Linked DNA regions of Homo sapiens: region 1 is linked to region 2. The links are chromatin contacts, found by Hi-C or POLR2A ChIA-PET in ENCODE. All regions are on one chromosome and are shown on one strand. The core of a region is the stretch at or near the end of the contact, and the rest is flanking DNA. Distances in the headings are between cores, read along the strand shown. Region 1 overlaps LOC124903729 (a long non-coding RNA gene). Region 2 has its middle 160 kb from the start of MAF.

Region 1 (7,348 bases), core at 2,365-4,864, 71 kb after region 2:
GTGGCCAAACGGTCCCTTGGAAGGCTGGAAGGCCTGAGGCCAGGAGGCCATGGGGATAGGGAGCTGGGGATAAAAATGCACTCATGAGAAAAGAAGCAAGAGATATTCACGTGGCAGTGACCAGAATGCGGGAGAACTTGGGACATGGCAGACAAAATCTGCACACCCAACGCAAAGAACAATGGATAGAAGGAAGAGGAAGGAAAAGAGAAAGAAAGAAAGAAAATAGAGAAGGAGCAAAAGAAGGGAAGGGGAAAGGAGAAAAGGAGGAAAGAGAGGAGGAAAAGAAGAGGGAGGAGAAGTCGTCATTTTTTCCCAGGCTATAAGGAAGGATGTCTCTCCTACTGAGCAGCATAATTTGATCCCCAAGAGTGAAATATGCAATAAGAAAGAGATTTCTTGGAGTTGGATTAATGATAGTCTAAAAATGTAAAATCAACTGAATATTTACTCTGTAACCAGCTATTGTCCCAAGTCCTTTCTTTGTATTCCATTTCCAGGACATACATCTGAAATGGATGCCTTCTGTAGCCTCATTTTAATGCTAAGGAAGCTGAGGCTCGGCAAAGTCCAAGGCCTTGGGTTCCTTTGCCCATGATTTTTTTATTTCCTGGGGGAAGGACTCAGGGTTTGAACAGAGAGTGGCTCAACCTCAGAGTGTGTGCCCATGACCAATATCTCTTAGCGTCTTTGGCAAGCAAAGCAGCAGCTGAAGATCCCCAGCCCAGCACCCATAAAGGGTGAGGCTCTCCTGCATGGGAACTGGAATCATGCATAGCAGAGAGAATGTGGGGAAGACCTGAAACCAGGGCTGGTAGATAAAAAGGAAGACGGTGAAGTGTAGAACCAAGAAGAGGGGCCAGAGAGGAAGGCCAAGACCCAGAGGCAGTATTTTACTTTTCACAGGAGGGGCTGGATGGAACTGTGTTGAGGCAACACTCATGCTGTGTGCATGGTGCACCTAGAGGGGCATGGGTCTGTGAGCTGTTCAGGGTCTCACTGGGTGATGAAACAGCAAGAGAACCAATGATGCTGCCACTGAAGGAGTGAAGAAGAGAGATGGGGAGTAGACTCAAGATGGGGCCAGGTCAGAAAGAGCCCCAAAGGCTATGATAAGAAATTTGGATTTTATTTTTAGTGGGAATGGACAAAAATAAAGGGTTGAAACCAAAGAAATGCCAGCACTGGACTTAGAGGGGTGTATAGGAACTCCTGGGTACTTTGTGCTCATTCCTTCTGTAAACCTAAGACTGCTCTTATAAATAAAATCTAGAATAATATCTATCTTTCTTCCTATCTGTCAACCTCTGCTGTTTGTGTGTACCACTAGTGTTATTTAAAAATAAACCATGCTTAATTAACTTTTCTGCGTCTTTTTTTTTTTTTTTTTGAGATGGAGTTTTACTCTCTCGCCCAGGCTGGAGTGCAGGGGCGTGATCTCGGCCCACTGCAAGCTCTGCCTCCCGGGTTCATGCCATTCTCTTGCCTCAGCCTCCCAAGTAGCTGGGATTACAGGTGCCCACCACCATGCCTGGCTAATTTTTTTGTACTTTTTTAGTGGAGACCAGGTTTCATTGTGTCAGCGAGGATGGTCTTGATCTCCTGACATTGTGATCCGCCTGCCTTGGCCTCCCAAAGTGCTGGGATTACAGGCGTGAGCCACCAAGCCCAGCCCTTGCATCTTACTTTTTTATTTTTTTTGAGACAGAGTCTCACTCTGTTGCCCAGGCTGGAGTGCAGTGGCATGATCTCGGCTCACTGCAAGCCCTGCCTCCTGGGTTCATGCCATTCTCCTGCCTCAGCCTCCTGAGTAGCTGGGACTACAGGCGCCCACCACCATGCCTGGCTAATTTTTTTGTATTTTTAGTAGAGATGGGGTTTCACTATGTTAGCCAGGATGGTCTCGATCTCCTGACCTCGTGATCCATCCGCCTCGGTCTCCCAAAGTGCTGGTATTACAGGCGTGAGCCACCGCGCCCGGCCGCATCCTACTTTTCTACTCAACATGTGTTTGGGAAATCTCGTAAATGAACTGATAAGCATGTAAGTCACTGCAATAAGGGTTGCCAAATATCCCATTTTCTCTAGTACTCATAAGCATTTTCTTCTGTTGGAGTTTGTATGCATCCATTATAAAAATATATAAAATACCTAATTGTTATTACCTGAAAGCATTAGACTTGGGTTTCATGAAAATCTCATTCTTTTTAAGTGGGGGAAAGGGCCTATTTGGTGATGGCCGCAGTCCTGCAGTGTGAGAGGATGGTGGATCAGAGCAGAGCAGGAGACATGGACGTGAGGACTAGATTTGCAGCAGGAAAAAGGGATGGAAGAAGAGTCTCCACCACGGGGAAGGAAGAAGGCGCAGCATGGGAGCAACCCTTGGAAGGAGCGGGGAGTCATTCATTGCAAACCCTGAGCCACTGTGCAGGGGATAATTCTGCCCTTCCAGATCCACTGTGCTCCCTTGCTCAAATCTGCCTCACCCAGGGAGGCCGCGTGGTGTCTGGATTGGCTGAGCACCTCTCAGGTCTTCTGGCTTCTTGTTGGACTTGGCCAATGGGGAGTGTTCGCAGGAGGTAGGCAGCAGAGTGAAACTGAGTATTCATTTCCCTGACTCCTTCCCTCTCTGTGGGGTCTCCACTGAACTGCTTTCTCCATGGGCCTCTCTCCTCCTGGGTGTAGGTCACTCCTTCCTAGCCTTGCCCCTTCATGCCTAGAGTGTAGCAACTCCTGCTGTTGCCAGTCCCAGGGCGCTGCTCAGCAGTACTGCTTCTGCTTCCCTCTCCAGTGCGTTCTTGGCACCTGCTTTGCACCAAAGGCTCCCCAGCTCTTCCGGCTGAATATGCCGTTTCCAGCCAGGGCTCAACAGCTACCATCCTACCAGAGCCCACTTTCCTACCCTATACTGACTTAAAGTAAATTACATATAGCACAGACTACATAAAGGAAAATCTTGCACAAAAACCAAAAACTTGCATGGACCTCAAAAACATTATGGTAATTGAAAGAAGACACACCAGAAAGGGCATGTCTCATAGGTTTCTATTTATCTGAAATGTCGAGAAGAGGCAAATCCATAGAGACAGACAGTAGATTAACAGTTCCCAAGGCTCGGGGAGAGGGAATGGGGCGTGACTCTTAATGGGTATGAGGCTTCCTTTGGAATGGGGGGAAATGTTTTGGAACTGTATAGAGGTGATGTCTGCCTGGCACTGAAAGTGCTAAAGGCCAACAAATTGTATACTTTAAACCAGATAATTATATGTTAAGTGAATTTCACCTCAATTAAAAAATAATAACTATAATTCATGATAGCTACTGCTCTAGTCTTCATATTTATATCTCTGTTTATCTCCTTTGGGGCTTTTACCCTGGACACACGTAGGTTGCACTGCTGAAGTTACTTGACTTTTTTGCTGCCTTGGTGAAACCATCTCCGAGGCGTGGTAGCAAACCCTTGGCATTCTAAGCAGAAGCAGAATAAAAATAGGACTTCTCTTTGAAAAGGAGAAGTGGAGACGTGAACCATGCTGGTCTCTAACAAAGCCCTCTAGGCCCTGGTTGTGATGCACAGCCCAGGAAGGAGGAGGCAGTGAGGAAGGAAGCCACAAGAAGCGGGGCACATTCCCCACATCCAGTCCTGGGAGGAGAAGCCTTTGTCTCTTCCCTCTCTGCCGTCAGCTTTTGCCAGAAGAGCTCGAATGTTTACACAGCTTGGCTGGCAAGGATGTTGGCAGCGGGGCCCTTGCTGGATGGAACACGAGGCCCTGCTGGGGCTCTGAGACCAACTCTGATGCAGACCTCTCCCGCCTCCCACCCGCCTTCCCATTCCTGGCTGGAGAGGGCCGGGTCTGGGCCAGCACAGGGCAGGAAAGACCTGGGGATATTGGCCAAGGCCTGCGTTACCTTGGCCTGAGCGTGTAATTCATTCACAGTGGGGGCCCAGGGCCTGGCATGGCATTGCCTCTCCCTCAATTTCTCTGGGGATGCGTGCTCTTTTAGGCCTGGTTTTGATATCACTCCACTGTTATCCACAAAAGCACCAAACTTATTTTGTTTCTTAGGCTCTGATGAGCCTCTTCTTATCAATGCCTCTTCTGTGTCTACTGGTGAGAATTAACTTGTCAGAGAGAGCCACATCCAGAATTCATGGAGCAACTGGGTTGAAAGGGAATATCAGAAAACCCCAGGGAAGGGACTCACCGCTGAAGGATAGCGGAGGGTATCCTGAGTTTGCCGTAGGAAGCAGGGACTCTTCCTAAATCGCTTTGGACATGGCAGAACAGTTACAAAGTCACTGGAATCAGGTTTGTAAGAAACTCTGCCATTTACTAGCTCGGCGATTGCAGGACGGCTACCGAACTTTAAGCCTCAGTTTCTTCCTCCATAAAATGGGTACAACAACTGTGTTTATCCCCTGTATGGATTGTGAGTTAAAGGCAAATATAGTGCTTAGAAGCACATTGGCCCACAGCAAAAGGGCTCAATAAATATTGCCTATTTTTATTGAACATATATTTGCCTCCTCTTGGCTTCTTCATTGCTCTCATTTGGAAAATGAGGACACTAGAAGAGAGACTGTTTCTCGAGAATCCTCTGATTGTAAAGCTGTCTAATTCTGAGGTTTTATTAATGTTTTCTAACTGGTCCTGGAGGTGTGGTATCTCCCCGCAGTCTGGGGACTATCACCCCACCCTTCAGAACAGCCTCTGCTTCTTTCGAGATGTTCTGGGATGGAGACACAGTTTGGGTTCCAGAATAGAGGCAGAGTTTGGGTTCCAGAATGGAAGGTTCTGTTTCCTTCCATTGCACACACTTTTAAGGCAGTTGCTCATCAAAGGGACAATGGAAAGCCACCCTGGGATCTATTTACTGTCATACCCAGAAGACTTGTGACCTAAACAAGCACACAATAGGGACAGCTTCATGGGCCTGTGACCTGTGCCCTCAAAGGGGACATACACATCGAATGCTCTGCTGTAGCTGTCTTGACATTTTAATAATTTTTGAACAAGAAGCTCCACATTTTCATTTTGTGTTGGGCCCCACACATTGGGTAGCTGGTCATTTCTGCATGCAGGCCCTGAAGGTCACCACTGTCCAAGTGTGTGCAAGTGTGCATTTGTGTGTCTATATGTGTGGTTGGGACAGAGAGGGATTCTTTTGAATTTTAAGTTGCTATATGTGAAGAGATGCTTCTATCAGCACTGGTTGCAGAAAAGAAGCCCAGCTAATTGTGAGTGGGTTCCAAACCTGGCCCCCTGCACCTAGAAGATATAGTCAACCCCACTGCAGCGGCAGCTGGGAGGCCAGAAAGCAGCAAATGAGCTGACTCATGAGAATCTCCCCGCGCACAATGGCGGGGTGGTGATTTTTCTCTGCCTTACTTCTGTGTCTCCTGCAGATGATGTATGAATTGCCTTATTTACCTTTTCTCTCCAAACCTTCTCCCTTATTATTTTTATTAATGTCATGCCAACCCCGAAAAGGAGTTTCCTTTTCAAAAAAAAAGAAAAGAAAAGGAAAGAAAAGATCCCCCAACACGTCATTCTCATAGCCAAGAGAATGTATTTTTTAAAATACTAGTATTTGTGTGTATGTGATTTAAGAGAGAGAGAAAGAGAGAGAGGGAATGGTTTACTTATATGAGAGTCCAAAATTTGAATAGAAATACTAACAAATTCAGGTCTTTATTTCTGAAAAGGCCAGACTGCCCAGGAAAGTTTTATCATCTTAACTGACAATAAAAACATTGCTGCATTTAACAAATTTTAATTTCAAAAATAAGGGAGACGTAGAATGCATTTAGAGCCAGGAGAGAGATGTGTGCGGTGTTACATGCACAAGAAGCATGTTACTGGCTTCCCAGCAGCCTGATCCTGGCACTTAAGATAATATGTATGGTACATATATCTCTGCCATTTATTGAGTGCTCACCAATCGGCATTCAGTAGCCCATTGGGCCTGCAAAATTTCCTGTGAGATAGGTGAGTCCCAGCTTACAGAGGATGAAACTGAGGCTTAGAGAAAATCAATAAACTTGCCCAGGGTCACACATCTCACACTAGAACCAACATTGGAATTCATCTCCATCTAGCTTCAGAGCTCATGGTAATAAATTCTACATATTTACCTCTGCTTCGGTCTGCAAACATAAGCCACCTTGATTAGCTGCAGCAAAATACCAGTCACAGATTGGCCAGACTGCTGCTCTGTTATATATTCAACATCTCAGGGGACAGAGTTGAGAAGTGATCTCTCTAACCTGACACCCAGTGCACGAACTTCTTCTCCAATATTCCTTGTTATGGATTCTTTTTGATTATTCCCTGTGATGGCGAACTCACTACCTGTAGAGACAGCCTGCTTCATAATCCCATAGCTCTTTGAATGACAATGTTTTTCTTTATCTTGAAAGACAGATCTTTCATCCTCTACCCTTGGATCTAAGCTAGAGGCACAAAGAACAGGCAAAGCTTCACCTTCAGTACAGGTGGGCCTCCCAGACTCTTTATTTTAAGGCAGAGCCCCTTTCAATTTCTCAGTCGTTTCTCCACGAAGCCAGTATCCAGACCATTTTCAAGCCAGCTCAGGGTACTGGTCTCTGGTTGAAGAAAATGAACCTTCCAGCTTTGCCCATCTGCACATGAGCTTTGAGGGTTGGGGGTCCACTCCTAGGCCAGCGGTGCAGTGGGTTCCACATTCCATGGAGCAGATGTGATCAGCTTGGGTTTCAGAATCCAGGCCCATCTCCAGGTGTCCTATTAGGGGAGAAATGGCGGCTCCACCTGGACCCCCAGCTCACCATCTGAGCTGACTCTCTTCTGAGAAGAAACCTCCTTCTGCCCGGCAGTTGGGGAGCTCATTATGAATCCTAGGAAGGTGAGGGTGTGCCGTTTATGAAAACAACTGTTTAATAGCTCCCAGATCATCCATATTCAAATGTGAAGAAAATAATGGTAAAGACGTAATAAAGTAACAGATGTGCGTGAGTCAGGTTTTGTGGCAGGAAAAAATGTGGGTTTGCTGGTATTGATTTCACTCTTCCAAGGGTTAAGGATGGATGTAGGTGTGTTTCCAGGATGGGTCTCGCAGAGCCCAGGGCCGTGGGCAGCACAGCGCCGAAGACATTCCACACGTGCTGTATACCTGTATAGGCACACGCATCCATCCAGGTGGCTGCAGATGTCAAGCAGCGCGAGAGAGGGGCTGAGTTGCAACACAAAGGTGCTGACTGCTCAACTCATGTGACCACAGAGCTAGGTCTGCCCAGAGGGAGTGCCTTTTCACCTTTTCCCACTGTGCATAAAGTTGCCTGTAAGCACCAGCAGCAATGCTGTGAGCA
Region 2 (6,797 bases), core at 4,219-6,718:
GCAATAGTTCCTGAATTATGAAAGCTGTGCACCTTAAATCTTTCATTGCCAAAGGGTGACTGTCATTATTTATACTCCTTTTCTCTCGCAAAGGATTCAAAGTAGCTTAAGGGAAATACATAATGTAAGATAAGACAAGTAAAAAAAAAAATATATATATATATATATATAATACTATGACCAGAAAAAAAAGAGAGTTAGAAGATTAACGGGACGATGGAGTTGGTGAAGTTTCATCTTCCTAAGCAATGAAAACTATATAACTGATTGTGTTGTCTTTTTGCCTTGGCCACCAGGGTGCTCAGAATGACATTTGTAGCTCAACTGTTTTCACTGTTCAGAATGTGGCTCTGAGCTTCTTGGTGGTCAGTTACTAACCACTTCCATAATGGAAGTGATGCTTTTCTAGCAGGTCATCTGAAAATAATGGACAGAAGAACTAGATGTAAGTCCCTTAAGGAACTTAGGAGAAAGATATAAATTTCAGATTATGATAGAAAAGCTCATACTATGTGAAGCCGGGAGGGAGTGCTCAAACTTGTTACTGTTCTCAACTGACCGACTGCCATGAGCACACCTGGTGCCTTCTGTGTGCCACCTCCTGGATGATAGTATCACATGAGAAATGAGATGTAGGGCTGGGACTTAGGCTAGCGGTGTTTTAAAAATTGAGGAATTCTACGTTTGATTAAAAATCCAGATTTTGTTTCCTTTGTAATAAATCAGAAAGATCTGGCATGACTGGTCCCCTCGCACTCCTACATAGCAATGATGGCCTAGAGTTTGTTCCTTTAGATGGGACATAGGCCACAGTCCCTACCTTTCCCTTTTCTTCTTCTACCAGGCCCCACCACATGTGGAGCTTGTGCCCCATGATCTATTAGCATCCTCAGGGCAAGGTAGTGTGGTAGTGACTGTTCTCCCCGTTGCATAGGTGAAGACTAGAGTCAAATAGGCTTTGACATAAATGTCACTCCCTGAGTTGTGCAGTGAAACAGCCCATGCAACTGCACACTGGGCCATGCAAGATGAGGTGACTTTCTCAACATCACTAGCTAGGAAATGCCAGGGCCAGAAGACTGCAGTGAAGGTTAAATAAAATAAGAAAATGATGTATGTTTGGTGACTAACCTATCTGAAGCTCAGTGAAGCTCACACATACACACACACGGTGACGTGCTTATAAATGTTTAATGATGACTTCACCATGGAGAGAGGGGGAACCTTAATTTTAAAGTTTGCCAATTTCTATGGTGTAAATGCTCTCATGGTGGCTGATTTCAAGCTACCAATGTGAAGTCAACCAGCTTTTGCAAAATACCTGAAAATGTAACAATTGGCTCTTGGGGGCTGCTACAAGCCAGCTCCAGCCTATTATGATGTGAGCTCCCATTGGCTCACTAGAGCCAGTCCTTAAATTTATATGGGATGTTTTATATCATATGTTATGTTATAGATTATGTTGTTAAAAGTATACATATACTTTTAAAGCACAATATATATTTAATAAATAATATATAATTAAAGTAGATGAGATACCATTTTAATAAATTATATACAGTTTTAATAGAGAACATCATCATTCATACATATTTTATTTCCTATTAAAGATTATATGATAGAATAGGAAATGATATAAATATTACATTTTAAAAGATTATAAAGAAAAGAGTAGAATATCCACAAAGGTTAGTTCCTTTCTGGTCCTGTTCACAGAGCTCAGCTTTTCATGGATTAGAATCCAGGCAGAAACCCATATCGAGGTACTGGATGCTTCATTAGCCATGGAATGGATTCCAGGGAGGCAACGATTTGTTAATGGTCTGCGACTGGTGATGAGATCACTTGGGCCCAGATCCGGCTGCTTATCTGTTGGGAGTGATCACTTCTGGGTCCCAGCAGAGTGTGGAGAAGCGAAGTGAGTTGACACATCCCATCAACGAAGACTCTGTTTTGTCCTAGACTGGCATGACTTGCTCTAAGAAGTCTGTCATGCAAGGGCTCCACTTACACATATACGCAGTACACCTATACCTATGCACGGACACACGTCCATATATACACACACAGCTGTACACACATATATGTACACACACATACAAGCACACCTGCGACTGTGCACACACACACACACACACATATTCACAACCAGGTGTTGGCACATACCATATGCACATATATACACAGATTCTTCTTTGAAATCTTCCTGTAAATTACAATGAGGGATTGAAAGCCTTGATGTTCCTGGAATTCAAGGCCAAAGCCCTAGATTTAGGAAAACAGGTACCTTCTGTGGTCAAATAGATGCGGTCAATAGCGAAATCTTCTTTAAAGCTACTATTCATTGAGCTTGTACTATGTCCCAAGACTTCATGTACATTCAGTCATTCATGCCTTACAACCAGGCCATGAGGTAGATGCTATTGTTTTCATCTGCATTTCCCAAGGGGAAACTGAGGCTCAGGAAGCTGGAACTGTCTGCTCAGGGTCACACAGCTGGCCAGTGGCAGTTTTAGTCCTCTTCTCAGGGCATTTCTATGTTCTCCCCAAATTCATCTTTCAAGTCCCTACACCAGGAGTTGATGGCTTTACAAGCCAGTCTCCCCCAGTTCACGCCGAGATGTGCATTTGTCTTGACCATATCCTTCGTTATTTGTCCATGTAGATTCCATACTTCGTAGCTAAAAAGCATGAACTTGAACTCGAACAAAGGCTTTTTCTCCAGGGACTCAGAGAGGAGTCTGCTAAAGCATGTGAGGAAAGCTTGGCCTTCAATTCACAGGTAAGGGACCTGCTCTTTGGAAAATTCATTAGCAAGAAGGGTGCAGGAAGCCAAAACCAAAAGCCCTGTGATTTTAGGCATGCGGTTGGAGAAGATTTCACCCATTCATGTGCAAAACCTATGACTCAATTTGTAAAAAGAGCAAAGTCTGTGAGAAATGAGATTCATTTATTTTTATTATTTATTTATTTGAAACAGAGTCTAGCTCTGTCACCCAGGCTGGAGTGCAGTGGCATGATCTCGGCTCACTGCAACCTCTGCCTCCCAAGTTCAAACAATTCTCATGCCTCAACCTTTCAACCAGCTGGGACTACAGGTGCTCACCACCACACCCAGCTAAGTTTTGTATTTTTAGTAGGGATGAGGTTTTGCCATGTTGGCCAGACTGGTCTTGAACTCCTGACCTCAGGTGATCTGCCCGCTTCAGCCTCCCAAAGTGCTGGGATTACAGGTGTGAGCCACCGCGTCTGGCTGAGATTAATTTATTTTTAAAATAGGTCATTTTAAACAACATTTGCAAAACACCTACTGTGCATCAGACATGTGCGTTAACGCTTCTCAAATAACACTGCCGATGACCCATTGGGAACTGGGGTGCCAATTACACAAGAAAAGTGCTTCTCTTGCTTTCTTCTCACTGCTGCTTATTTTTACACCAAAGGGTTATTTATCATTTTGTTCACCAGACTTGACTGTAACTCACTTTTCTGGGTTTCACCAAATTGAGATCACTTCTAAAGGGCTTGTTGGTTGCAAAGACATTTAAAAGGGAGACCCTTGGGCTAACCTTTCCCTTCCCACATGTCACACTTTATATTTGTCGGTTTCACTGGTCATCTTCCCCTAAGATGACGTGATGCCCTCTTGGAAACATGAGCTGGGTCTCCACCTTGGCATCTCCAGCACTCCACCATGCCATGCAGGACCCAGCATCTGGAGAGTCTGCACACACAGGCTCGACGCTGCAACACTTAGCGCAGGCAGGCTTTTGACTGTCTTGGGCAAAGTCTCCCAAGGTGCCTGTTTTCTAAATGGCTGATACTCCTTTGAAAGTGAGAGATCTGACTATTTGTTCAGAAATCCCGCACTTTAGAGTCACAAGCAGGGCTTTCAGAAGTAGTTTGAACGTGCATGAATGGTCATGTATCCCCCACACTGTTAATAACCTCGGCATCTGCCCTGCCCACTCTCAAGGCATGTGTTAAAGACTAAAATGGGAGAAAGCTCTCTCTCTCTCTGTGTGTGTGTGTGTGTGTGTGTGTGTGTGCATTTCTGTATATTTTACAGACAGGAGTAAGGAAGAGAGCATGCTGTAAGGAAACCAAATGGACACTTTGCTGTCATCTTCGCTTGTGTTGCAATCCTAGCTCTCCTTCGTGCAAATTACATGTCATCCAAGATTAAATAATCCCCCGTGTAAAACGGGAACATGAAGACGTACATTACAGGTGTAAGAGAACCCCAGGCTGCACAACCACCGTGTGGCCTGTTTGAGATTGTACAGGTGTGGGACACAGCCACACATCCTGCTTGAAATGCTTCAAGAATGTCTCAACTTCATTAAAGTCGGGCTGATGGGACTTTGCATCCCATTTTACAGTGAGGGAGACAAAGGTGGTTGAGGAGGTACCCAGAGCCAGCCACTGCACATTCCACCCATGTAGTCCCCCAAGGAGGCCTGTGTGCCCCCTCATTTTACAGCTGAGGAAAGGACACCTCCGAGAGCTCATGCCGGTCACCCAGCTTCACCGTGGAGGGGACTGGCCTCTGAAAACCCTGGCATTACTCTCTGCTAGCTTCCAGAGCACGAGCTTCTCGGCCATGACATTCACTAAGTTCACTGAGAGAAACCGTAGGCTGGCATTGGGCAGGCTCAATCCTAGCACTTCCTTTTCACTCCCTCACAACAGAAACTTCTGCCTTGGCTGGGAAGGGGGTTCCCACATGCTGAGACGTGGGCCGCATTCCCCTTTCACCTAGAGTGGGACACAGGCCAGGCGGGAGGTTTCCGCCTCTGCAGGGGCTGCTGGCCTGGGCTTCTAGGAGGCCTGTTTGTGGAGACAGGAGTCGGCCCCAGGGCACCGGGAAGCCGGGGCTACTACTGAGCATATTTCTGGGGCTGGAATGCCATCCCTTGGAGAGCCTGTCTCTTAGAGACGCCAGGTCTGAGCAGGCTTTAGAAAACAGCAGAGGCCCCGTGGCGTTGGGGGGGCAGGGGGAAGAGAGTGGGGGCAGGAGGTTCCCACATGCCAAGCTACAAGGCCCTTTGTGGGGGGTTCCCTCAGGCATTTCCAATTACAGGAGTTATTTCTGCCCCGCAGATTATGTGGTTCCTGCACTTGGCGTGAGGAATGAATCGAGTCATTATTAACTCAGCAGTGTCAGCCCTGGGACCAGAGGCACCCGTTTGGAGGTAGAGCAGTTAATACACGGGCGGATTAGGTGGCTCTTAGGCTTCGCCACAATTAGAAACTCAGGACGTTTGAAATATTAACTGGGGCATGTGGGTAAGAGACAGCGCCCGGCTTCACTGCCAAGGAGATAACAGCCTGGAGGAGGCTGCGGAGAATTATGTAAGGAACGGGGCAGTGGGAAGTGGCATTTGCTGGGTACTTATTTTGCGTCAGTGGCTCCTGCAGACATTCCTCACTTTATCTTCCCGGGAACCTCGAGGACAGGATTGTTTCCTCCATTTCACAGAGGAGGGAAGGGGGCGGAGCTCAGAGAGGGCGGATCAGTTTTCTAAGTCTGCACAGCCAGCGAGGTCGTGCAGAGTCTGCCTTCTCTTGGCACGGTCCTCCGTCCTTCCCTGAGCCCTGGATGATCCCTGCCCATGTCCCAGAGGCATTGAGATGCTAATGAAAAGAAGCGCTAGGAAGAAATAAAAGGAAAGCAATAATGATCACAGTAACTGGTATTTTTCAAGCACGTATTCCATGTGTGCGCTCTGCCACACTTCACAGACACCACTTTTCATCCCTGGGACCGTCCAGGGAGGTAGGTAGAATTAATTATTGTCCTCATCATGTGAGAGACTGAGACATCCTAAGATTAACAATTACATCGAAAGAGCCATAATCAAGCTTGACTTCAGGCCTGTCCACCTCCAAAGCCCCTTCTATCTTAAAGATATTGTCGTGTCCCCTAGCTCCAAGAGGCAGAGGCAGGGATTGAGTCTGGGATTTGCACATCCTAATCTAGGGCACTGCACTTCGCAGCACTGCCTTGCGTTCATTCATCGTTCATTTACGTACCAAGAATAAGAGTGTATTAAGCAGTTCTTTGCACTGCACCTGCACAAGTCCACCTCTTTCACCATCCCTATCGTCCTATGGGGTAGGTACTTACTTTTTTTTTTTTTTTTTTTTTTGAGACGGAGTCTTGCTCTGCCACCCAGGCTGGAGTGCAGTGGCTCAATCTTGGCTCACTGCAAGCTCTGCCTCCCGGGTTCATGCCGTTCTCCTGTCTCAGCCTCCCTAGTAGCTGGGACCACAGGCGCCCGTCACCATGCCCGGCTAATTTTTGTATTTTTAGTACAGACAGGGTTTCACCTTGTTAGCCAGGATGGTCTCAATCTCCTGACCTCATGATCCACCCACCTCGGCCTCCCAAAGTGCCGGGATTACAGGTGTGAGCCACCAGCGCCTGGCCAGCACTTAATATTTATTAATCTCTTCTTGCTCTGGATAAGAAAACAAAGGTTCCAAGGAATAGTATATTGCTGCAAAAACAGTCTGCTCTGCTCCATTGGATGGAAAGATGCAAAACCATAGACACTCACTCAGAAAGAGGTCCATGTTACATAGACCACAGTAAGAGTGAGGACAGAAGATGACAAAGCCAACAGAGGAAGTGCTGGAAGCACCAGCATGGATTCTGCATAGGAGATGCCCAGCAGTCACGGGATGGAAACGACCGAAACAGATCACAGGGGCAACCAAAGAGACCAATATATTAATCACAGAAAATAAAATTTGACATAACCCAGTGCATCAGGGACTTGGGTTGCTGCTGT

Evidence for each region. A loop is a pair of places that touch in the nucleus more often than their neighbours do. ChIA-PET counts read pairs that join two places held with the same protein, here RNA polymerase II (POLR2A). Pooled maps may share reads with other maps.
Region 1: a map of CD8-positive, alpha-beta T cell shows a loop between it and region 2 (3-fold over the local background). The contact joins two enhancer-like sites. A Hi-C loop is called at or near these places in 1 of 168 maps with a recorded cell type or tissue (CD8-positive, alpha-beta T cell) and 2 of 50 pooled maps. POLR2A ChIA-PET finds 5 or more read pairs at or near these places in 1 of 52 experiments (PC-9).

What each region holds. Positions count from the first base shown.
Region 1 is chr16:79,505,742-79,513,089 of GRCh38, forward strand. The region is part of intron 1 of LOC124903729 (a long non-coding RNA gene); the gene reads left to right. It also overlaps a transcript of MAF not described here. Among named protein-coding and RNA genes, the nearest start is that of MAF, 91 kb to the right of the region's middle. Within about 2 kb of position 3,615, at least 7 of the 41 ENCODE cell types and tissues checked have a DNase peak (open chromatin) inside an H3K27ac peak, as active enhancers do.
Region 2 is chr16:79,433,128-79,439,924 of GRCh38, forward strand. It overlaps a transcript of MAF not described here. Among named protein-coding and RNA genes, the nearest start is that of MAF, 160 kb to the right of the region's middle. Within about 2 kb of position 5,469, at least 12 of the 41 ENCODE cell types and tissues checked have a DNase peak (open chromatin) inside an H3K27ac peak, as active enhancers do.